2 separate regions of the Homo sapiens genome follow, and region 2 is linked to region 1. Evidence: chromatin contacts called from ENCODE Hi-C data. All regions are on one chromosome and are shown on one strand. Each heading gives the region's core, a stretch centred on a gene start or an enhancer-like site at or near the end of the contact. The rest is flanking DNA. Distances are from core to core; before and after follow the strand shown.

Evidence for each region. A loop is a pair of places that touch in the nucleus more often than their neighbours do. Pooled maps may share reads with other maps.
Region 2: a loop to region 1 is called in a pooled map, with 3 times the contacts of the local background. The contact joins the enhancer-like site here to the promoter of PDK3 in region 1. A Hi-C loop is called at or near these places in 6 of 168 maps with a recorded cell type or tissue (B cell, CD14-positive monocyte, CD4-positive, alpha-beta T cell and 2 more), 5 of 37 single-sample maps with no recorded cell type and 16 of 50 pooled maps.

What each region holds. Positions count from the first base shown.
Region 1 is chrX:24,464,022-24,466,721 of GRCh38, reverse strand. It overlaps PDK3 (pyruvate dehydrogenase kinase 3), which reads right to left and starts at 1,436. Exons shown (of 11, transcript NM_005391.5): 1 at 1,161-1,436. The coding sequence starts at 1,266. RefSeq lists a silencer at 1,376-1,695.
Region 2 is chrX:24,168,301-24,171,000 of GRCh38, reverse strand. All of the region lies in intron 3 of ZFX (zinc finger protein X-linked), which reads right to left. Among named protein-coding and RNA genes, the nearest start is that of ZFX, 20 kb to the right of the region's middle. Within about 2 kb of position 1,365, at least 3 of the 41 ENCODE cell types and tissues checked have a DNase peak (open chromatin) inside an H3K27ac peak, as active enhancers do; they include B cell, where a contact is called at or near this core.

The DNA of each region.
Region 1 (2,700 bases), core at 187-2,686:
CATTCTCTGGCAAATTGGCTTCTAAAATTTTAATTTGGTCTCAACTTTAACCTATTCCTCTCTTCCTATCCTAGCTTTTAAAAAAAAAAAAGTATGGACATCACTTTTTGCATATCAGGTCTTCCTCAAATGTTCTACCTACTCTGCACTTTAGTTTTTATGCCCAACTGACACTATCACTGACACCCTTGACATTTACATAAAATTCATTAAATGAACAGACACCCTACGATTTCCCCTGGAGAGCTTAGAACATCTTTGCTGCTGGATTTGATTTTCCTCCAGGGATGCTGAGTTCCATTCTGATACCTCAATGCATGCGTTTTACTTTTAGGTGTTTCACAACCAGCTCCTTCGTTTTCTGGGGAAACATGATTCAGTTAACAGAAGGTGGTGGAATCTATTCCCATCTCAGCTAGGCCTGAGGCAGGCTGGGAACCCGAATCTTCTTTGGTCCCACCTCAATCCGTGAAAGCCGCCCACCAGCCCACCGGACAGGGAGAATGTGGGTGGGACACCAATGGAGAAGAGAAACGAAAGGTGCTGGCACTAAAGCCAGAGTTGTATTAGACCCTGCTCTGATGCTAGGATCCCAGACGTCCGCTCTTCCCAAGCATCTAAGGCGTCTGCAGGCCAGGCCTCTAACTGATTTAACATAACCTGATGAAGACAACAGTTCGAGTCCTGCCACTCCAGCCACACAGCAACACCTTAGAGCAGAAAAGGAACAAAATGCCATTGCATAATTTATTCAACCTCAAGGTATTTCTAAACAGTTCTTACCCAACCAAAAAAAAAAAATTCTAAAAATAAAAACATTAAAAAGCCACCCACATCTCGTTCTGAAGTTTTAAGGGCTGTGAGGTTTGTGTCAAGCAGATTTGAAGCTAACGACCGCAGGTTTGGGGAGTCTCGCCTGCGATGAGGGTCCTGCAATGAGACGCCGTTTCTGTGTCTCCGGGTAAGTCCCAGGCTGGGTGCGAGGGGGCCAGGCCCTGCCCCTCCGCGCCCCGAAATCCGAGCCCCAGGAGAGCCCCCCGGATATTCCCTAGCCCCGCCTGCGGTTCCCACAGACTTTACCCCGAAGCTGCGGAGATCCGGGGTGGCAGCCCGAATGGCGGCGGCCCCGGGCCCATGGGGACCCTTGGCCCCGTACTCACCGAAGTCCAGGAATTGTTTGATGGAGAGCGGCGACGGCGAAAAGCGCGAGTAGCGCTCGATCTGCTTGGGCACCGGCTGCTTCAGCAGCCACCGGAACAGCCGCATCCTCGCCCGGGCGGCGCACAGACCCGCCTAGACGCCCGGGTGGCCGCAAGGGCTGGCGCAGCCAAGCCGCACGGATAGGGCACGTTTGCGAAGCGCGCACCCCGGCCTCGATCTCGGCCTCGGCGCCGCCGGTGCAGCCGCCGCAGCAGCAGCAGCAGCTCCAGGACAGCGGCGGGCCGCCCGCGGCTTCCCTAGGCTCCGCCTCGCTGGGCGGAGTCGGTTGCTGCACGTACGCGGCGCGCGAGGGGAGGCGAGGAGCGCGAGGGGCACGCGGCCGCGCGCGCCCTCCACTGATTGGCCGCCGCTGCCTCTGTGACGTTTGTGTTTTGTCCGGGCGCGGCGCCAGAGACCCCCCTCCCTGGCTCATGGGACTCAGCCCAGCCCAGCAAGTGCAGCCGCTTTCAGCTCCGCCTCTGGCTGGGTTCTCCGCTGCCGAAAGGTAGCCGAGGTGCCCGCGGACCGGGAAGAGGCCAGGAGCCCGGAATCCGATCCTCCGCGCTGCTCAAGACCCTTCTCAACCGCAGGCGCCTTTTCCGGGAGGAGGACTTGCCGTTCGCTGCATCCTGACACTTAGATTTTACAGCCTAACTAGACTGACTCTGTTTCGTGGCCCAGCCCCACCCCCACCTCCCTGCCTGACTCCCAAGAGAACACCTTTGGAACACCTTTGGACTGGATTGTTAGTTCGCTGATTCTCTTTTTCGTGGTTCCTTTCCCCTCCTTCCCGCACAAGATTAAGTGACTGATTGCATTTCATGTCCCCCCACCACCACCGTTGGACGGGATCCATTGTGAGGTCAAGGGTCAATAACACCCCCTACCTCCCCAATGCCAGTGGACAGGATAATTGCAAGGTCACTGACTCTGTTTCATACCCCCCCACCCCACTACTACCATTGGAAAGGATCAAATGTAAGGTCACTGGCACTTTCTTTCATACCCCTTCTCTACACCACCACCATAGGACAGCCCCCTTCACGCTTCACCACCACTTTTGGACAGGAGTCTATGCTTACACAGTGTTGGGTATTCTTTATCTCAAGTGAACTTGAGAGCCTGGCATGGTGACATGCACCTATAGTCCCAACGACCCTGCAGGCGGAGGTGGGAGGATCACGTGAGCCCAAAAGTTCAAGATCTGCCTAGGCAACATACCCAGACCCCCCTCTCAAAAAAAAAAAAAAGTGAACTTGAACTCAGGGCTCAGTATATGAAATTGTTATTTCCTATTATGAGTGAATAAAGTACAGCTTACTTTAGCCATTTCCACCAAACCTTGGCTTTTTTTTTTTTTTTGGCAATATGTAAACATAAACATATGTAACTAAAAGGACAGGAAGAATGTTCTTTAAGGAAAGGTACAAATGTGACTGGAAGCCACTCCTTGGGTCTCTGATTGGACTAGTTTTCTCACTGAATGAGATTATTGGTGGG
Region 2 (2,700 bases), core at 116-2,615, 300 kb after region 1:
CATACCAACTCTGAGATATATTCTACTCATTTTTAAGAAATAGCATGTTTCATGTTATTTATTCAAACTGTTTCAAATAAAAGTAAATGGGCTGGGCATGGTGGCTAACGCCTGTAATGCCAGCACCGTGGGAGGCCGAGGTGGGTAGATCACCTGAGGTCAGGCGTTCGAGACCAGCCTAGCCAACACGGCGAAACCCCTCCTCTACTAAGATACAAAAAAATTAGCAGGGTATGGTGGCGCATGCCTGTAATCCCAGCTACTCAGGAGGCTGAGGCAGGAGAATCGCTTGAACCCGGGATACGGAGGTTGCAATGAGCCAAGATCATGCCATTGCACTCCAGCCTGGGCCATAGAGCAACACTCCGTCTCAAAAAAAAAAAAAAAAAAAATTAAAGAAAAAAAATTAAAGCAAATGAAAAACAGAAAGTGTACATGCTCTGAAAAAGTTATTACTGCCCCACTCCCGCAAAACCACCTCTGGCTATAGAATACCTTTTCCCCCTTTTAAAAATGATAAACGTAAATTAATCTTCTAAGCATTGGCTGGACGTGGTGGCTCACATCTGTAATCCCAGCACTTTGGGAGGCTGAGACGGGTGGATCACCTGAGGTCAGGAGTTCGAGACCAGCCTGGCCAACATGGCGCAACCCCATTGCTACTAAAAATACAAAAATTAGCCAGGCGTGGTGGTAGGTGCCTGTAATCCCAGCTACTCAGGAGGTTGAGGCAGGGAGAACTACTTGAATCCGGGAGGTGGAGGTTGCAGTGAGCCAAGATTGCGACACTGCACTCCAGCCTGGGCAACAGAGCGAGACTCTGTCTCAAAAAAAAAAAAAAAAATTCTAAGCATTATGAAACACTATGACATTAAAGCAAGCCAATTAAGAAGGCAATAAAGGGGATACATTAAGGTATTTAAGCCCCTCACCGCACAAATTTCCCTACATAAACCCAATCCCATCAGCTCTACGGATTCTCAACTTGCAGAACAACTTTTCTTGGCATTCATCCTCCTTGGCATTTCTATTAAACAATCAACTCCCTAATTTGTGAAGTGCTCTCCTTCCTCTGTTGCTTTAAGTGACTTCTAGTTCTCTTCCCTCTTCTTAACTGCTGGCTGCTCACCCTCCCCTCACCCCTTACTGCGGCTCAGCCCAGGTGTGTGCTCAACCCTCTCCTCTTCTGCTTTCTCTTTATTCCCATGGTTTCAACTACTATTTCCACAACAATGATTCCTACAATCATCCTAACATGTCCAACAGACTGTTGAATATTCTCATCCGGATAAAACCCAGCCTTCTCCTGATATGACCACTATGGCCTTTTTCTTCTTCTCTGCTCACAGTCAGATTGCCAGATCTTGTCAATTCTCAACTTCTCAAGAATCTTTTTTTTTTTTTTTTAATTCCTAGTTAGCATTCCCACTCAGCTTCATATTTCCTGATCCCTGGGGGATGAAAATAGCCTCTGGACTGGCCTTGCTCCTTTCTGCCACTCCCACAACAAATGACTAGAAACCCTAAAACTACACGTAAGGGCTGGTGCCAAGTATTGAGGCATTTCTGCAATCTGTAGGCAAATTAACCCTCCTGAAGCACTGCTTTGATCATACTACTTCCCTGCTCTGAACACTTCAGCAGTTCCTCAATACTCAAAGGCTCTGCAGTATTAACCCAAGCTACCATTAACAGACTGATTTGCTTTCTTCCCATCCTTTTACATCACGTGCATTTCCTAATAGATATTCTGGCCTACATGGGGGTGCCCGCTCATCTCATCTTAAGTGAGCAGTAATTATTCAACAAACTATTGTTTTGCCTGGTCATTTTCCCTTCGGTTTTGTCATTACAAAAATTCAAACATTCTAAACAGAGATGACTATACCTCAACTTTGTAACCCCTCTGGAGTTAGAATACTAACTCCCTTTGACAATCAGAATGAAACTGTTCTCAGAACAGAACCTACTCAGAGGAGTTCTCAGATATGATAAACGAAGGGTGGAAGAAGGTACGTGATAATGTAACTGGCGGTGTCCATGCCTTTGTAGTACAAACCAAGCCCAGAGATCAGTTGAACCTAAAGACAAATAAGTAGGATGGTTCAGAGAACCAAGAATCTCAGAATTTGGGTGAACAAGTACTAACATTTAGTCTTACTATCAAACGCCCTCAAGGTATTTCTGGGACTCTACTAACACCTCAAACTCAGTAAGATATTCCCTTCCCAGTTACGAGAATCATGATCCTGAAAATAATTCACAGTGGAAAAACATAGTTTTTGGGAACAGACTGTGAGGACAGAAAGTAAAAAAAAAAAAAAAAAAAGAAAGAAAGAAAAGAAAAACATATAGTTTTGAGGGAAATAATGGGCTAGGAGAACCCAGGAAATTCACAAAAATGTCCTTCCATTCTTTAAAGCAATATCATCCTAGAAGAAGGTAATTATAAATAAAATATATAATAAAGCAATAAAAGTTAACAGGTATAGCAATGGCATTTTATCTATCTTAAATTAGGGATCACAGATATAATTTATTTGTTTTATATATTTTGATGCTTAGATACTTCTGTGATCTCCCTCTTGGGCAAGTTAACAGGATTCTTATTTATTCACTTTGCTTTTTGCAGCTAATATGCATATAAAAATCACTTTTCTGCTTTAGGTCTCCCAAAACCTCACTGCCTGTTAATTCTAT